2 separate regions of the Homo sapiens genome follow, and region 2 is linked to region 1. Evidence: read pairs that join two places in POLR2A ChIA-PET (ENCODE). Cell type or tissue: PC-3. All regions are shown on one strand. Links, peaks and the distances in the headings refer to the core of each region. The heading gives the core; the rest is flanking DNA.

Region 1 (5,382 bases), core at 196-5,195:
AACAAGTCCCCAGGTGATATGGAGGCTGCTGGTTTGCAGACTGTGCTTTGGATAAAAAGAAAACACGGCAGCCTCTCTATAGGCAAACATGTGTTGTGAGATCTACAGAGAGAGAGAGACACAGTAGAATCAGAGCTACCAGTTTCCAACATTCCTAAAAAGGTGATTGGATAGGAATCCATCAACTGCCTCAGGAGCAGATTTTCTTTACTGACTCAGAAAGAGCTCATTCCTTCACAAGGCCTGTGCAAACCATCCTGACAAAGGTAGTTCTGTGAGGGTTCCTCCATCCCCTTTTCTTCTTCCTCAGGTGACATGGACATATCTAATGGCAGTTTGTGCTTCATCACCCATCACTGAGAGGGCTGTGAGCCTGTCACTGCCCAGAGTGACAAGCAATGGGTTCCTCCATTTGGCCCTGCTGTGAACAACCAGATTAAATTTATACACTCCTTCACCCTGTGAAGGGTGTCCTGACATCCGGGGAAAATTGAGGGTAAAGAGGTCACTGCCACTTTATTTGAGCCCCAAAGGCTTTTCTCGATGCTGTTTGACATTATCCAAGATACATTTTTAAATCTATAACGGGAGTGAAGAGTTGTAATTGGTTTTAGGTACCCAGAGACTTCTGGGCAAGAAGGATCTAAGTTGTTGCCCCTGTAAATTACCAATAGTTGAAATACAGAGAATAGAAAATGAAGCTCTCCACATTGGGCAGTGAAACCAACTTCTGCCTTTGAGGGAGACTCAGAGTCTCAAATCCAGGGTCCCCTAGGAGCAAAACAATCTTTGCCTTCTGTGCAGACCAAGCCTACCAACACCACAAGGAGCCCATCCCCTCTCCTTTTAATTCTTTTCAGTGTTCCCCTCCCCTACTGAAGGAAATGCAAATCCCCCTCTAAATCCGTCCTGTGTAGGACAAGGAGTTTCTCTTCTACAGCATGAAGAGTCTAGAGTCCAAGCTTTGCTAAATTCAGCAGGTTTCCAGTCTATGCTGCACGTAAAGCATTCAGTTCCTTCCCAGCCTAAAAAGTCTATTTTGTCTTCTTTGGGCTGCTGGTCACCCATAAGCTAGCCACAACCTCTTTTCACAGCATTCTTTTTTTGTGCTTAAAATAAGACCCTTCAGAAGCTGTTTTTTTTTGTTGTTTTTTTTTTTTTTTTTTTTTTTTTGCTTCAGGCACCAAGATATCCAAAACTTTTCAAAGGATTATTATTCTTTATGCTATATCCTGAAATTCCTGAAATCTCCAGAACGTCTTTCCTAAAGACTGCATTACACTAGTAATCTCTACTTTTCAAGATCTAGCATTTCCCTTAAAGTACTAATTCTTTTCCGTTCCTAAGTATTTTTTCTCCTAGTCTTCTTCCTTCCTTCACTGTCTCTCTTTCTCTTTCTCTGTCTTTCCCACTCTCCCCTTACACACGCACACACACTCATGCACACACGCACATATATTCTCTATCTCCCCATCCTTTCCTTTACTCTCTGCTGCAGAAGAGAAAGATACTATAAAGATGCCAAGGATGATCTGAACTTGCCGTCAGGAGAATAGACAGGTGCTATCTTGAACTCAAGAAGTATATGAGCCATATAATCAATAAAATGCATTAAATGAATTGCTTTTAGTTTTCTTCCTCCTATGAGAAAGTCTTAATTTCTCAGCTGCATGCAGCATGGGCCCAGCTGCTAGTCTTACAGCACAGTATTAGGAATAGGCAGGAAAACAGAATTAGTTTTTATAAAGTGATAATCTCTCAAGACCTCCATCATCTGCCCCTCCCCCTCTTATTCTAGTCCCTCTAGGTCCGTTCTTGGCTCCCAAAAAATTAATTCCTAAAAGTGTCTATAGTCACCATTAATACACTCATGAGTATTCTTTTCTGGAATAAGAGAGTGTAGAGTTCATGTTAAGAGGTACTCCCACAGCACGCATGTGACTGAATTGCATGAAAGTGCACCTTTGTCATCCCACCGTGGTGTACAACCTCAGGTTTGAGCCACTTGCTCCAACCACATCCCATTCCATTCCCATCCTTCTAATTTCTGGCTTCATATGTGTCCTCAGAAATGATGCCCGGTTCCAAATTTCTTGATACAACTTGGCTCTCCTCACCTTGACTATAATTTGCATTTTTCCTCCAGATACCATTCACAGATAACCGGCAAAATTGTTCAGCCTGGCTTTCAAGTTGCTGCCCTAATGCTTATTCTGTACCTTTAATGGGAACCAGACACAGACTGTTTACATAATTTGAGTACTGTTAAACACATGTTTTGATTTTTACAAATACAGGCAACTTTTATACGCAGTACAATTGGTTTTATAAATGATTGCTTGCTTATTCATGGTTATGCATTCCCAATATCAGGTATCTTGTTAAATTTAGTTCTACAATCTGGACATTTTTACTGCTTCTTACCAAAGCTGGCCTTCCAAGAGCTGTTGTAGAGAAGGCCCAAGGGAGATGTCTTCAAGGACACTGCCATGAAAGATGATACAGATGAGAGAAAGAGAGGGAAACAAAGCAGAATCCCTCATGAGGAGCCAGTGCTTTTTAGCTGATGGCCTCATAGTCATATTTCCATTCAATTTTGAATTTCCATAAAGATGCCATAAGTGATTTGGACTTGCCTTCAAGAGAACGGATACATAGTGTCTTGAACCCATAGAGTAAATGTGCTGTACAATCGATAAAACACATTAAGCGAATTGCTTCTACTTTCCCCTCCCCATGAGAAAGTTTTAATTCTTTTTTCTGATGCTGTATAGTCCCAGCTGTTGGTGTTAAAGGAAGGGAATAAGCAGTGAAGAAAACGGAACTTGTAACTGAGCGATTATCACAAGACTAGACCTCAATTCAGCAAGTTGTAAAAATGAGGGATGTTTCTCCCTCTTTTGAGAGGAAAAGATGCCTTGATTGTGGATAGATAGATTATGGACCTCATGCTTACTGAGGGCACATCAGAAGTAATGATTAATGCAGTACTCTTCGGAAGTTAAGTGTCTTTTCTGTTGCAAAGGTAGCTCTGAGCTCCTCGGTTGCTCAGGTCAAGAGTTAGGGCATCCCAGAGTGGTGAGTAAGTGTTGAGAAGATTTCCCCAATAGAAAAGCACTTTGCTAAATAATCATTCAAGAACAGTAGGATCTTATAGAAGTCATGACTAAGTGGGTGGGGTAGAAATGAACTGCTGCGGAGCTGCTAAAAAATGACTGGGTTGGGCCGGGAGCGGTGGCTCACGCCTGTAATCCCAGCATTTTGTCAAGCTGGGGCAGGCAGATCACAAGGTCAGGAGTTCAAGGCCAGCCTGGCCAACATGGTGAAACCCCATCTCTACAAAAAATACAAAAATTAGCTGGACATGGTGGCGCGTGCCTGTAATCCCAGCTACTTGGGAGGCTGAGACAGAAGAATTGCTTGAACCAGGACCAGGAGGCAGAAGTTGCAGTGAGCCAAGATCCTACCACTGCACTCTAGCCTAGGCTACAGAGTGAGACTCCATCTCAAATAAAAAACAAAAATGACTAGTTGATCAGTTGAAAGGAGACATTGCAAATGTTGGTTGGCCAAAAATAATGTTAAATATCATAATTGTGATATTAAAGACCATCATGTGTTAAACACTGCACCAATTAACATGCATCATTTCACTTAATCTTAAATGAAAATTAAATGAGGTTGGTACTTTTATTTACGAGCCCCATTTTACAGATAAGGAAACAGATCCAGAGAAAGCAGATTTCTATCTGCCATGTGGCTGACTCAGTAGCAAATAAAGATTCAAAGCAAGGCAGTTGTCCTCCAGAATGTGTGCTCTTAAACCATACATAATATGGGGACAAATAGGAAAGAGTACCTTCTTTTGTTTTCCTTCTTGAATTTTAATCTTTCTTAGCAGATGGTTTCAAGCTGGCCTAGTACATTCACAAATATCACACAGCATAGAAAGCCATTCTCTTTTATGAGATTTCTCAAATGAGCACACATCCTGATGACACAGAAACCACAGAGAATACAGTCAGGATAGACTGATAGATATCAGAGGAGGGTCAGAAGCTGAAGGCACACCCCATCCCCACCTCACACAGGAGAATCAAGAGAGTTCTAAGCAAAGAGACCCTTTGGGCTCCCTTTGACATTGATGGAAAGATGCCAATTAGTCTGGGACCGACGTTTTCTTCTAGACAGAAGTCTCTGAAAATGCCATTAATGCAGGCAGGCAGGGGGTAGACAGCGGGGGGAGGGAGTTGATTGCTGGAATTCCATAATTAATTGTGTGGCATTTGGAGTAGTGTGACACAAGGTCTCCATTCAGCCCTCACTCTCTAGAGAGAGATGTCATTGTTAGAATTCATAGAATGCAAGAAGAGTTGAAGAACTATAAAGATCATCTGGTTCAGACAACCCAATTAACAGGTGAGGAAATGGAGACCCCAAGAGGGGACATGACAAGCCCAGGGCCACAGAGCTAGTTAGTGTCAAGAGCTGGGCACGACCTTAGATTGCCTGACTTCTATTCCAGTGCCCTTTCCACTCTACATCTTTGTTTCCACTGCACGTGAGAGAACTCCTCAGAAGCCTAGTCACCAAATGGCAGTGCAGAGTTTCATTATAGCAGAGGAGAGCAGAAAGGTCAAAAGAATACAAACAACCTCCCACTCCCACTCAATTATTTTAATGATGAAAAATTCCTAAACAATAGGGGGTGGGGAATTCGTCTGCTAAGAACAGGCATTAATTGGATTGTTAACTCTGGTGTTTCATAGACATGGAGACTCCTAACATTGTAAGACTATTGTTGGAGTTGGAAGTAGTATTTGGACATCATTGAATTCAAGCTTCTCAGGCATAGATGATGAACCCGAGCCCCAGAGAAGGAGCAACTTATCCAAATAACTCAGTTAATTAATGGCAAATCTGGGCAGAGGATTTCAGGCCTCAGGTTTCCAACTCAAGTATCCTCTTACCTACATCACAGTTTCCTTTTAAGAGCTGGGCATGCTGAGGGCGAAGAGGTCAATGAGAGATCATCGAGCCCAGTCCCACATCTTTTCTTTAAAGAATGACTTGAAGTAGTCCTTTCTCCAACAAATAGCTTTAGAAGGGTAAAGTGCAAGGTGAAATTTCCAAACTTGAACTTCTATGAAGGAAGACTTCCCAGTTGTTGCTTAAGAGTTAGGGCAGAATGGGCTTTATATGAAATCTCTTTCGCAGGATTACTTTTCAGATGGCAAACTGGAAATATTTCAGAGAGAAACAGAGATGCAGTCAATCTTGTAAAGCACCTATGAGCCAGGCATTGTGTTAGGACTACGTTATAAAGAGGCCTAAAACAACATCTCTGAAGAAGCACACAGTCCATTTAGCCAAAGAAAGGCA
Region 2 (5,382 bases), core at 196-5,195, 260 kb before region 1:
AAGGGCATATGCAGAGAGTGGGAGCTCTGCTCCATATGCCCCTGGAGCTACCCATCTTTCTAACTAGTGATCCATACTCAACCTTTTCCAGGAAGCTCAGCTGAATAGCATGGGCTGTATTTGAGAGTATGAAGATTTTCTCAAGGATTTAGGTCCTCTGATACGTTTCCTTTGAAGTACTCTCAGGAGAAAATGTTCTGAAACAGAGTGAGGCATCACTTCAGCTCTGGCCAGTGAACTCACATTTATTTTATTCCAGGTGAATCCATCTTAGTATAACCTGCCAGCTGAGTACATATAGAGAAGTGAGGAAAAAAGGAGGGACTACACAGGATGATAATCTGATCAATATTCTCTGATCATAATATGTGGATCTTTGCCTCTTCTAAGATCTGACTACTGAGATGCAGGAAGCTACATCTCAATTCCTGTTCCTTCGGTCCTGACCCTACAAGAGTCAATTTCCATTCCCTTCAGCAAGTTAGAGTTAAAGATGGTTCACGGAGACTGGAATAAAGCAACACCCTAGAAAAAAACTTCATCAGAGCAATGCTAGTTTCAGAGTACTGTGGAAGCCTCCTCCACTAAGGGTAGGACAAACAGATTTCCAGCCCTACATGTCCTCTTCTTGGGAACTGCTAAGAGTTTTTCAGCTTCTATGGAGTAAAAAACCATAGAACAAATCGAGAACTTTAGAACGCTAAAGGAACTTAAAAACTGTCTATCCCAATCTCCTTATTTTATGGAGCAGATAGCAGAACTCCAGGGAAGAACTGTTACTTACCCAAGGTTACAGAACTAGTCAATTGCTCTTTCTGAGGCTCTACACTGCTTCACTTTACCAATTTCACTGTACACGTATTATATGCCAGATATGATTAAGGGTTGTGAGACACATGAACATAAGACAAGTTCTTGCTTTTGAAGAACTTTAAGAGAGGTAGGAAAAAATGATCATTTCAGGAGGCAAAACATTTAAATTTAGGGCCATATTTTCTCAAAAGATTAAGAACAGATTATATTCTTAATCTTTTGATTACAAAGAGACAAAGAGCATTCAAACAGCTGAACTCTTATTGTATTGCCCACCAAATACAATAGCAAGAAATATATAGAAACTGTCTATTACTGATGGTTCTCTTCAATAGTGTTAACAAATCTGGATCCCTGGATTCATTTGATTCCCTAAAGCCCACAGCCAAGTGTCTTCAAGGACAGTGGGGTGACTGCTGCAATAAGGAAATGAGGCAGGAGAGAGGGCATTCTGGCTCTTTTGGCAGAACCTAGTGTTCTTGGTGGTGGCGTGTTCAATCACAGTAAATTTTTGCCTTACTTGGAAATACAGAACAAGAATTCCAGTGTATACATAGAAACATATACAGAAGAACAAAACTATTAGGATTTCACACCAAAACCCTTTAAATAGGAATTTATTAAACATTAATTGTTCCCTCTTTCAGTACAGAGACAGGACCTATGTTTTTGGAAATGCTCCCAAAATAGGTAACATGTTCATACCATTTGCTTCCCATATCCTCTTCTGAGATTTTCACAAGTTTCCTAAAATAAGATAGCAATGCACATAAGGAGCTATCAGAACATAAACAGTACATCGAGCTCCCGGCAGCCATCAAGGTGATAGCTGAGCTGGGTCCTACAAAGAGAAAGACTGCACCATGAAGAACAGTGGGAAGGCATATCTACAAGAGGAAAGAATATGGGGACACACACATACAGACAGAGAGCTATACCAAAGAATGGCATGTGAGGAGCTATATGCCAACACCCTCTTTAAAAAGGGGGAAGCTGGCCGGGTGCGGTGACTCACACCTGTAATCCCAGTGCTTTGGGAGGCCGAGGCAGGCAGATCACAGGTCAGGAGATCGAGATCATCCTGGCTAACACGGAGAAACCCCGTCTCTACTAAAAATACAAAAAATTAGCCGGACGTGGTGGCGGGCGCCTGTAGTCCCAGCTACTCAGGAGGCTGAGGCAGGAGAATGGCGTGAACTCAGGAGGCGGAGCTTGCAGTGAGCCGAGACTGCGCCACTGCACTCCAGCCTGGGCAACAGAGCGAGACTCCGTCTCAAGAAAAAAAAAAAAAAAAGCGGGGGGAAGCTGAGACCAAAAGTAACCAGGGCAGGTCCAGGAGTAGTAGCTAGTTAGTAGCAAAGCAAATGGAGAGCCCCAGTTTTCTGACTCCCATGCCTGTTGCGCCTATTCTTAGCATCTCTGCCTCTGACCTCACATCTCTAGAAGGCCGCAACAAACAGGGGAGGCAGGATGTACCTACAACATTCCTTTGTTTTTTCCAGTACTCTACTAGTGTCTAAAATATCTTTGCTATAGCAAGCTAGCTTGCTTTTTTGGCAAGCTTGATTAGAGCAAGAAAAAGTGCTGAATTTCCAATATGCAAATTAAGTTAAAGGCTACCCAGGGATGAAGGAGCCCTACAGGAATGCTTTATTGACTGCTGCAAATTTACCCAAATAACTATTTTTTAAAAACAACAACAACAAATAAATTGAGTTCCAACCTCCTTTGTTCTTCCCTTAGGAGTCACATGTTTTTCACCTCTAATTTCATATCATTGTTGAAGTGGTGCATTGTGCATTATTTATAAATGGAATTCAAATGAAGGTGGCTACACTAAGAAACTAGAATTAGATTAATCACAAAATGTATGGCTAATAGCCATTTGCTCTTTAAGTGCTTCGTTTTAGTGGGTGTAAACAGGGAGTAGAATTTAATTTTCTTGGCTAGTATTAGCAGAAAATATATAAAATACTGTGTGTTCTTTCTATAGTTACTCCAGGAGTATTTGTGCAATTATAGCCTTTTTGTCCCCAAGGAAATCAATCTAAAATAAATAGTGAGGGCTTCTGAGAGGTATACTGACATTAGGGAGATTGTATTTTTAAAGAACAAGAAATTAGGTGGCTCAGAGAACAGTTCTATGTTGGTATCGTTGTACTACTTGGACTGGGTTAAGATGACAAACCTCTTAATAAGTACCAAACTTATTAAGCCCCCTTGCATGGTGTCTTAAAGTGTTGGAGCCATAAAATTTAAAATTTTAATCCAATTAGGCTCCTATTAACTCAAGAGATAGTTAGAATTATGGCTTTATGGGTCTCCCTGCTTCCTTCCTCAAAATGAGGGGTTATGACTTTGAACCACGGAAATTAGCTTTATCTATGAAGTTGGAAGAAGATCAGTACATTCAGCAGAGGATCAGCTTCTTCCCGCATTCCTGTGTGGACTTCAGGAACATGACACATTGCTCCACAGCTCCTTTTGGTCCCCATGTGTCCCTCATTATTTGGAAGTCCTGGGCAAGCTCCGCAGGATGAGGGAGTATAAAGAAAATGGGCTGCCTAGCTGTTGTAAACCCAAGCTCTGGAATCAAGCAAACTTACGTTTGATTTTGGCTTGATCCTCACAGGCAATAAGAGCTGGCATAAGTAGCTTGAGATACGCCTCAGTTGTATCTTCAGTAACATAGCGATAATATTGCCTACCTCCCAGGCTCCTTGAGAGGAGGAAATGATACTTATAAAGTTTTGGACACACGGCAATTGTCCAACTCTAAGAAGATTTTCTTACAAAACGGGAGAAGAAGATTTTCTTACAAAACAGGAGAAAACAAGATAGCTCAGGCTTTTGGAGTCTTTCTATGTGCCATGGGCTGTGTCGAGTGCCTTACTGTATTAGCAAAGTGATACTTCTTCCGTCTATTCAGTGGCAGAACCAGGGTGAAATCCAGCAGCCTGGCTCCTGAATGTGAGTGCTTAATCACAAAGCTTTGCAATGGGCCCTCCTTGGAGCAATGTGACCTAGCATAATGACCCAGGAACATTCTGTGCCTCCATTTCCCCATTAAAAAATGAGAACATAAGAAAAGCAAGCCTGCCACTAAGGTTCTGAGTGTCTGGTATGCTTTCAGACTGCCGTGGGCATTAGGCAGCTGACACATATATTCCATACCTCTCTTTAGGGTCTGTTGCCAGCCTGGCAGATATTTGTGGGTTTCTGATCAGCACCTTAAAGAAAACAAACAAAAATAAAAACAGAGATAAACCTGCAGTCACTGTCTTTATTGGAGCAATTTCTAATTCAAACAGTAAGTGCTTGTGACTAAATGAAAATGCAATGGTAGTTAATAACTGTTATTCTCCTCTAATTTTAAAATAATGTGAAATCAGTTTAGTAAGACTGGAGTGAACAAGTATAAGGTGAATAAACTCGTACAAATCTCTACCACAGTCAAAATGACAGCCTCAGAAACTCATTTACAACTGTAGACTATATCTTCTGAGCTTTCAGAATAAGGTGGGAGTTCAAGTTCATGGTCTTATGGTCCAACTTTAAGATATATCCTGAATCAGTCCTTTTTTTTTTTTTTTTTCTTTTTGCAGGGACATCAATAACCCTTCAGTCTAATCCAAGGATCAGCAAGTTATCTCTAAAAAGTTAAAGATAGTAAATATTTTAATCTCTGTGGGCCATAGTGTCTCTACAGCAACTACTCTACTCTGCTGTGTAGAGCAACAGCAGCCATAGATAATACAGAAATGAAAGGACATGACTGCATCCCAATAGAGTTCTATTTACAAAAATGGGTGATAGGCTGAGTTTGACCCATGATTGTAATTTGCCAGCCCATGGTCTCAACCACCGTGACCTTTCAACATCTTCAGTTACTGTTCTTACTCCTTCATTATGAACCCTGTCTAACTAAGGTTCTAAAAGGATATGCCACTTCCTTGCCTAAAATGCTGCATTGCATTCTTATTGTACTTAAGTTAGAAGCTAAACTTCTTGGCATGGCATCCAAGGTCCACATATTGGGAGCCACCTGTCAATCCAGTGTTTTCTCACGTTGTGCTCACTTCAGCTCACTTTATTTCTGTGTTTTTCAGCTTGTCAATTCAGGGCCTTTGCACACGCTGTTTGTTTCCTTCCCTTCAAAGTCCTCCTCCTCACTTTCTGCTTCCCAATCCTCCAATTCAAATTAGATCATTTCTCATACCTCCCATAGTATTCTACACTCTCCCTTCAGAGCACTTAACTAATTCAAAATTAAATGCTCATTATTTGTGCAAGTATTCATTTAATAGTGGTCTTCCCTACTAGACTTAGTGCCTTAAGAGCAGGAGTTAGTCATGTTTGGTTATCACATACTTCTGACAAACAGTAGATGCTCAACAGCTGCACATTAATTGCATGAACAAGTTGTTTAGTTCTAAATGTTCAAATATTTTTATGAAATTCAGTCATCTTCCTTCCTTGGGAGAACAAAAAAATGTCTGGGACCAGGATGATTTCTTTTCTATGTTACAAATGGAGAAATAGGCCCAACAATGACTGTACGAGTTACCA

The links. ChIA-PET counts read pairs that join two places held together with the same protein. Peaks named below come from ENCODE experiments on the same cell type or tissue, not always from the same donor. Only the 100,000 strongest peaks of a DNase experiment are listed, where the experiment ranks them.
Region 2: POLR2A ChIA-PET joins it to region 1 with 5 read pairs; 2 of 35 experiments call an interaction of 5 or more read pairs at or near these places.

What each region holds. Positions count from the first base shown.
Region 1 is chr1:208,932,002-208,937,383 of GRCh38, forward strand. The region is part of intron 1 of LOC107985255 (a long non-coding RNA gene); the gene reads right to left. Among named protein-coding and RNA genes, the nearest start is that of LINC01774, 38 kb to the right of the region's middle. In PC-3, for the core only: no CTCF peak of the experiment used is centred there; DNase peaks (open chromatin) are centred at 3,110 and 4,030; H3K27ac peaks cover 3,297 bases.
Region 2 is chr1:208,676,890-208,682,271 of GRCh38, forward strand. LOC105372892 (a long non-coding RNA gene) reads right to left here. Exons shown (of 5, transcript XR_007066854.1): 3 at 3,988-4,043. Among named protein-coding and RNA genes, the nearest start is that of LINC02769, 41 kb to the left of the region's middle. In PC-3, for the core only: no CTCF peak of the experiment used is centred there; no DNase peak of the experiment used is centred there; H3K27me3 peaks cover 300 bases.